Linked DNA regions of Homo sapiens: region 2 is linked to region 1. A link is a contact called in ENCODE Hi-C or POLR2A ChIA-PET data. All regions are on one chromosome and are shown on one strand. Each heading gives the region's core, a stretch centred on a gene start or an enhancer-like site at or near the end of the contact. The rest is flanking DNA. Distances are from core to core; before and after follow the strand shown.

Region 1 (4,178 bases), core at 1,196-3,695:
AAGCATATAATGACTATCGTTATAGTTACGGATCCTGGCCTTTTTTTTTTTTTTCCTTTTTTTTGTGACAGTGTTTCACTCTGTCTCCTAGGCTGGAGTGCAGTGGCATAATCTTGGCACACTGCAGTTTCCGCCTCCTGGACTCAAGTGATCCTCCCACCTCAGCCCCCCGAGTAGCTTTGACTACAGGTGTGTGCCACTGCGCCAGGACAATTTTTGTGTTTTCAGTAGAGATGGGGTTTCACCATGTTGGCCAGGCTGGTTTCAAACAGCTGCCAAGTGATCTGCCTGCCTTGGCCTTCCAGAGTGCTAGGATTACAGGCGTGAGCCACCGCTCCTGGCCAGGATCGTGTCCTTGATTCATGCCAAGGCACTAGTATTAGCATCAATCAAGGCACTAGAAATACTAGTGCCTTAGCATGAATTAGGACCAGGATCCTGGTCAGGCACGTACCTTTGCTATTGCACTATCAATGAAAAAAGCAAACAGTGTTTTAGTAGTATTCTCAGGGATCACAGGAGTTCATGGCCCATACTTGGAGAGATGCCATTGACCATTGTCACTCAGTGTTCAGGACTGCTGTTCCTTCCTCTGAATTCTTCTGGATATCTCAGGTGGATGTTTCTTCCTTCATTATTATGTTAACAATATTTAAGACAATTAGGTGAGCTCCTTGAAGATGAGAAGTTGTCTCTTAATCATTATATTCTTCTATGTTTGGTTCATAGACCCTGGATCACAGATAATTAATAAGTGCTTATGGAATGAATGAGGTGATTGAAATAAACAGATTTAAGAACCCCAAAACTAGTTTGGATTATTTAACTAGAGGAGGAATGGCTTTTTGTACCTCTATTCAAAATTCCTGAGGGCATGTATTTTGGGCATAGAACTTTGAATAGTTTACAGTGATGTTTCAGAATTATACATAAAATATGAAATTATTCATCTTTGCTTTAGAACAAATTTCTGTGACTTAATTAACGCAAGAATGGATCAAAGGCGCGTACTTGAATATCTGTCCTTTCAAAACTTTGTAAAATACAAATAGACACTTTCTCAAAATTATTGAAAAAATTAGTTTTAATAGTTAATGTCATAACTATTATTATTCCTTTCAAAATCAGGGACAATATTGAGTTGACTGCTCTCCCTTTTTGTTGTGTAGTATTATGGTATTTAGTAGTGTTAGTGCAATCAGACAAAAACACCCCAAACAGGTTAGAAAGAAGCAAAACTTATTATTTTCAGGTGGTATTATCTTTTTGAAAAATCCAAGATTCTAATTTGAGAACTATTATAACCAAAAAGGGTCAAAATAAACAGTTCCAAACTACAGGAAAAAAGTGAAATATTTCAACAATAATTTATTGGATATATACAATGAAAATCATCCTATTTACAACAGGATTCAAAAATTATTTCTCTTTCATAATTAAGAAAATTTAACCCCTGATAAAAGTGATTTGAACAGGCCACTTAATTACAACAGAATACTAGCCTTTAAGGTCAGTGCTTTTAGCTTGAGACCCTTAGGTTGGACTTTCATATTATCTTAAAAATCTGCGGGGCACAGTGGCTTATGCCTGTAATCCCAGGACTTTAGGAGGCTGAGTGGATCACCTGAGGTGGATCCACCTGAGGTCAGGAGTTTGAAATCAGTGTGGCCAAGATAGTGAAACCCCGACTCCACTAAAATTACAAAAAAATCAGTCAGCCGTGGTGGTGCTGGTGGCCTGCGCCTGTAATCCCAGCTGCTCGGAAGGCTGAGGCAGGAGAATCGCTTGAGCTGGGGATGTGGAGGTTGCAGTGAGCGGAGATCATGCTACTGCAGCCTGGGAGACTGTCTCAAAAACAAAAAACAAAACAAAACAAAAAAACTTGTAACAATTTTTACTAAATTTATTTAAAGATGGTAAAGTTTCTACTCACCTTTTATTTTTGCCTTGTAATAATTTCAAATTAGTACTTTATCTTAAAACATTTTATTTTCAGGGTTTTGGTTCTAGGAGTTACATTGAAAAAGTTTTTTTTTTTTTTAATATTCTTTCTTTTTTAAAGTTTTTTTTAATTATAGGAAACTTCAGACTTAGAAACTGAGCTGATAGCATATGAAACCCCTAAGTACTTGGCACCTAAATTTAACAATCATTAAGATTTTGTTCCATTTTTTTTCTTTTTTGCAACTGTATTTAAAAGCAGTTGGCATATTATTGTTATATCTCTTGCATATTATTTCTCCCTTACATATTTCTATATACATCACTGTCTTAGTTGACCCGGGCTGCCATAACAAAATACCATAGACTGGGTGGCTTAAAACAACAGACATTTCTTTCTCACAGTGCTAGAGGCCGAAAGTCTGAGATCAGGCTGCCAGCATGGTCAGGTTCCAGGAGGGCCCTGTTCTTGGCTTGCAGATGCCTTCTGTCTCACTGTGCCATCGCGCTTAGGAGAGTTAGGGAGCAAGCTGTCTGGTGTCTCTCTTTATATAATCCTATCATGAGGCCAGTGGTGGTGGCTCATGCCTGTAATCCTAGCACTTTGGGAGGCTGAGGTGGGTGGATCACCTGAGGTCAGGAGTTTGAGACCAGCCTGGCCAACATGGTGAAACCCTGTCTCTACTAAAAATAAAAAAATTAGCTGGGCTTGGTGGCAGGCGCCTGTAATGCTGGCTACTCGGGAAGCTGAGGCAGGAGAATCGCTTGAACCGGGGAAGCAGAGTTTGCAGTGAGCTAAGATTGTGCCATTGCACTCCAGCCTGGGCAACAGAGCAAGACTCCATCTCAAAAAAAAAAAAAAATCCCTTCATGAGCCTCACTATCATTGATGCCTTCCTCTAACCCTAATTACCTGCCAAAGGCCCCACCTTCAGATATCACACTGGGGGTTAAGGCTTCAACATACGAATTTTGGGGGGACACAATTCAGCCCACAGCAATCATGCATTTATTACATAATCATAATGCATTATCACAATCAACAAAATTAACATAATTTTTCTGGTGTCATCTAAAAATCAAGGCATGGGTGGCTCATGCCTGTAATCCCAGCTCTTTGGGAGGCCGAGGTGGGTGGCTCACTTGAGGTCAGGAGTTCGAGACTAGCCTGGCCAACATAGTGAAACCCCATCTCTACTAAAATTACAAATATTAGCTAGGTGTGGTGGCGGGTGCCTGTAATCCCAGCTACTTGGGAGGCTGAGGCAGGAGAATTGCTTGAACCTGGAGTCAGAGGTTGCAGTGAGCCAAAATGGCACCATTGCACTCCAGCCTGGGCAACAGAGCGAGACCCTGTCTCAAAAAAACAAAAAACAGAAACTCAATCCATGTTCACATTTCCACAGTTACTGTAGGGAATGCCTTTTTACAGTTGATTTATTAGAATTGGGAACTCAGAGTGTTAAATTTGTTATGCTTTTAAAATCTGGAAGTAGTTTTAAAAGTAGTTCAGTAAGACAACAGACTCTTTCCTCAATGTGTAGTATGAAAAAGGAATTTAGAGGAGAGATTGCTATAGAGTAAAATTTACTTAAGACGTATAACAACAAATGTAATGAGAACTTTTTTTTTGGTTTTCAGTCCTAAGAAATCAACTGTAAAAAGATGGTAATACCCTAAATTCTATATAACTCCAATATTCTGAAAAACTGGTACATATACATGTTTGAGTTGTAAATTTAAAAATAACATCTTGAAAGTATTTTCATTAAAGGTTTTATATTTCTAATAAATTATAATGGTATTTTAAAACAGTCCCAACACACTAAAGAAAAATTTGAGTGAAGATACTGTCAAAAGTCAAGCCACCATTTTGTGAGGTAACTTTACAGACTTTTCCAAAGCAGAATTTATCATAGTAGTTTAGTAAAACGTTGTAAAGAAAAGAACATTACTTTTTTTCTCTGTGTTTTCTATTAACTGTAGTGAATATTTGATGTGAAATGCCATTCAAATATGAATTTAACCAGTAGGTGGCAACAAATCAATATCCAAATTTATTTTTAAGAAAAGTTCAAGAAAAATACTATAAATTGTAAATAAGATAACATTTGATTTTTTTCATAAATAAACATTTTGTGCTTTTGGCTTTAGTAAATGTTATTTAATTTGAAAATTTGGTATATATTTTATTTTTATACGATAAGCAAAGTTTTTTTTTTTTTAGATGGAGTTTT
Region 2 (4,178 bases), core at 581-3,080, 190 kb before region 1:
CTTAGTGAAATGACATTCTTCAAAATGACACACCGGTGGTTTGGGAGGTTTTTATGTGTCTCCTTTTCTATTTTTTGTAAAGAGCACTCCTAACTGCAAAGCAGTTTGAGCTGTGGAAAGAGGAACAAGGTCAAAGTCCTTGATATGATAGTCTACATCTATTATTTTATTAAAATGACAGCTCAGTAGGCATCAGACTACTTTCCAGGCATCTGAATGAGGCAAAGGTGGAAAATGGAAAGGGAAGGGTTTAACTGAGAGATACAAGGCACTCTGAAATCCTTCAAGAAAAAGGAGCTGAGATGTGGCAGTTATGACAGTCATGTGCTATGGACTGCTCAGAGCCTTCTTTCTGAGGCAGATTCTATCAGCCGCTAATGTTAAGGGCAAATCTTACTCCTAAGGGCCATGTGCTAATGTGGGCACCGTTTTTCTTACTGCTACACATTCCCAACTGTTTGCCACAGTCAAAAGAACCAAAAATCCCAATAGCAGAGCTATCACATGCTTTTCCCCTTCCTCTCCCAAAAAATGTCACTTCAAAGGTCCCTAAAGAGCCCTTGATTTGCAATAACCTGCCATCAAAGTAAAATGGCAAAAGTCCACAACCCTGACATATACTCCCGTACTAGGGAGGAAATGGTGGTACTGACCTTTTCCCCCTTTCCTGTCCAGTCCAAGATCCAGAACCCAAGTTATCCGTTGTGCTCTTGCCAGAGCAATTTTAAATTGCCAATTTACTGAAGGTGAACTAAACAACTGTCATTTGCCTCCTTTGAACCCAATTAGGGTGGTGGTCGTCTGTCCTAGATCATGGGCCCCTCCAAATTCCTGATGCTTAGTAAGTTGATGTTTCATTAAAATGACAGGCAGGCCCCAATTATTCTGAGTACTGTATGATAGGCAGACTTCCAGCGAAAACACTCTAGTCCCTGTACTAGGTATGGATCGGGAAGTGCTCTTCTCCAAAGCATCCCATATTTTACAATTTTAGAAAGACAAAAATATGTGTATCATGGTCATCAGTATTACCATATAAGCATATTGTGCAGAAAACGGTACTGCATCTAAAAGATAGGCAAAGAACCTTTCTATATTGCAGACCCTGGAAGGCTGAGTTTGGGCGGGAAGAAAAAGCTAAGGTGTTTGGAGCTGGCTTACTTTTCTCCTCGAGGTTCTTCCTTTCGTCACCACTTTCAGAGCAGCACTAGAAGAAGAACAGATGTGACAAGCACATTAAGATTAAAGTCGTGGATGGAAAGCATACGGGGCTCCCAAAGGGCACCCACTGGAGGCAAGAGAGGTTCCAGACGCTCTCCCACTTTCTGAGCGACCAGGGCCGTCCGAATCAGGTACCTCAAAGTGCCACTGTCCTGGTGCCACCGCCACCTTCCCAGGAGGTGTGTGTCACCTCCGCAGGACCTGGAGTTACCTTGCCTGCTCACTAGAGCCACCTCCCTAGAGAAATCTGTCATCTCACCAGGGCCGCCAAAGCCACTTCACGGGGACTACCGCCTCCTCTAGGAGGTCTTACAAGGGCCTCTAATCTAAGCCGCAGGAAGCACCTTCACAAGCTTACAGGGCCACCGCACCGGGACTATCTCCCCCGGGAGGTCTGTGCCACCTCAATGGGCCACCAATGTCCCCTCCCAGGGACGCCAGGGCCGTCTCACCGGGGCTGCAGGAGAGGCGCCGATCTCGCCGGCTGGTAGCATCTCGCCTCCGCGCGAGTCCTCGGCTCCATTCGCAGCCAGCGTGGCCTGTGGAGTCTGGCTAAGGCCAGCGACACACTCACTACCCAGCCTCGGAGGCCGTAGGACTGAGTGCCACAGCGACTTCCTCTCGATGTCTCACTGGTTTCTTCCTCTCAGCCCAGAGAGGCCCTGCCCGTGCAGCCGCCGGCCGTGCTCTGTTCCTCCCCCTCCTGACCGGAGGTCGGAACGGCCACTCAGGAAGCGGGCACCCTCCCCTATGGAGCTCCAGAGAAGGGATTCGCTCACTCCACCGCGGTAAAAGTCCCCTCCACTTTATTGAAGCTCTTAATGATGGAACTTTAAGATATCCCTCTCCCAACGCCTTAAATTCAATATGAATAATTTAAATTTATATTTTAGGCAATATCCAGATGTTCTGAGAGTGTGGGGGGCTTGTTGACTAGGAGCTTCGGTGCAGGGTTATTTGGTTCGAATATTTAGTTGGGGGTTTCCAATGAATGTCAGTATCTTTAGATATTTCTTTTAACGTTGGTCAGAGTCCCTAGAGATGAGCTTCTGATTTCCTGCCTAGAGGGTGTAGAGGTGGTTATAAGCGTTCTGGGAGCTGAATGAAGAGAACAGAGCATCTAACATGTGTTTCGCCCAAAACCCTGTCTTTTACCAGGGAGGAGGAAAGGGAGCTACCTAGCAGCAAGGGTTGTGTAGAGGACCTGTGGACTTGACAGCCTCTTAAACAAACTAACACGGAAGGAGTACCATAGAGACCATAACAAACAAGGGGGGGGGAAAGCAACCCTCAGAGGAAAAAGAAACCACACGGTGAGAAGAAAAATCAAATACATGTGCACAGAGATATATAATCGAGCTACAAATTACTATTGCAAGCATAAAACAAGGATGGCTGGGCGCTGTGGCTCACGCCTGTAATCCCAGCACTTTGGGAGGCCGAGGCAGGCAGATTACGAGGTCAGGAGATCGAGACCATCCTGGCTAACATGGTGAAACCCCGTCTCTACTAAAAATACAAAAAATTAGCCAGGCGTGGTGGTGGGCGCCTGTAGTCCCAGCTACTCAGGAGGCTGAGGCAGGAGAATGGCGTGAACCCGGGAGGTGGAGCGTGCAGTGAGCAGAGACCGCACCACTGCACTCTAGCCTGGACGACAGAGCAAGACTCCGTCTCATTTAAAAAAAAAAAAAAAAACAAGGATACTATTTTTTAAATTACCTATTATGGGAACATAATCGTATATATTTATAGTGTACATGTGTGTTTGTTTTTTTTTTGCTCAGGCTGGGGTGCAATGGCGTTATCTCTGCTCGCAGCAACCTCCGCCTCCCAGGTTCAAGCGATTCGCCTGCCTCAGCCTCCCAAGTAGCTGGGATTACAGGCATGCACCACCACGCCCGTCTAATTTTGTATTTTTAGTAGAGACGATGTTTCTCCATGTTAGTCAGGCTGGTCTCGAACTCCCGGCCTCGGGTGAACTGCCCGCCTTGGCGTACCAAAGTGCTGGGATTACAGGTGTGAGCCACTGCGCCCGGCCTTTTTTTCTGGGGCGGGGCGGGGGACGGGTAAAGAAATTTTAATGAGGATTCAAGGTTTGTAGGGAAGACACAGAGGACCGGCGCTCAGCCCCAGCCTCCTCACGTGTACATGGCTCCATGGAGGTTCTCCAGTCGGTTCTGCTGCTGCTGCTGTTTTCGAGCCTTATCTCGTCTGTGTTCCTCATAAGTGTAGTCATCAGTGGGCAGCTCATGGCGGCACAAGGGACAGGAATTTGTCTTGCTTAGCCAGGGCAGAATGCAACTGGAATGAAAAAGGTGTTGGGAAGCATCTCAATGGCAGTCTCCTCCTCAGATTCCAAAAGATACACGGGGCACTTGAGCTCAGCCTTGAGAGCCTCTGATGACTGTCCTGGAGAGGTTCTCAACCACAATCTTGGCAGCCGGTGGAGGCAGGTGGTGGTCCCAATCTACTACCAACCCCAAGTCTTCAAAGTCCATCCTATTCAAAAGTGACCTTACGAGCTCCAGCACCATGTTGGTTCGAGTCTCCTGCTTGAGGGTCCAACGGCTCACAGTCGTGTTCATCGATATAGGACGCCATGGCTGCCCAGCCGTCTGACATGTGATGTTTTGATACAGGTATACAATGTGTAACTATCAAATCCGAGTAACTGGGGTATTGATCATCTTGAGAATTTATCATTTCTTTGTGTTAGGAACAGTCCAATTCCACTCTTTTAGTTATTTTAAAATATGCAATAAATTATTAACTGTAGTCACTCTGTTTTATTGTTGTTGTTGTCGTCATTTGTTTTGGTTTTGGTTTTTTTGTTTGTTTTTTGAGACAAGTTCTCCCTCTGTTGCCCAGGCAGGAGTGCAGTGGTGCAGCCATAACCCACTGTAACCTCAAACTCCTGGGCTCAAGGGATCCACCCACCTCAGCCTCCTGAGTAGCTA

What was found. A loop is a pair of places that touch in the nucleus more often than their neighbours do. ChIA-PET counts read pairs that join two places held with the same protein, here RNA polymerase II (POLR2A). Pooled maps may share reads with other maps.
Region 2: a pooled map shows a loop between it and region 1 (2.4-fold over the local background). The contact joins the promoter of RINT1 here to the enhancer-like site in region 1. A Hi-C loop is called at or near these places in 5 of 50 pooled maps. POLR2A ChIA-PET finds 5 or more read pairs at or near these places in 5 of 52 experiments (WTC11, activated B cell, activated CD4-positive, alpha-beta T cell and 1 more).

The regions. Positions count from the first base shown.
Region 1 is chr7:105,335,944-105,340,121 of GRCh38, reverse strand. All of the region lies in intron 2 of SRPK2 (SRSF protein kinase 2), which reads left to right. Among named protein-coding and RNA genes, the nearest start is that of SRPK2, 51 kb to the left of the region's middle. Within about 2 kb of position 2,445, at least 2 of the 41 ENCODE cell types and tissues checked have a DNase peak (open chromatin) inside an H3K27ac peak, as active enhancers do.
Region 2 is chr7:105,529,853-105,534,030 of GRCh38, reverse strand. RINT1 (RAD50 interactor 1) reads right to left here and starts at 1,830. Exons shown (of 15, transcript NM_021930.6): 1 at 1,674-1,830; 2 at 1,162-1,207. The coding sequence starts at 1,715. It also overlaps the pseudogene LOC100131785. RefSeq lists enhancers at 1,058-1,634, 1,480-1,659, 1,750-2,049, 1,635-2,212, 2,500-2,549.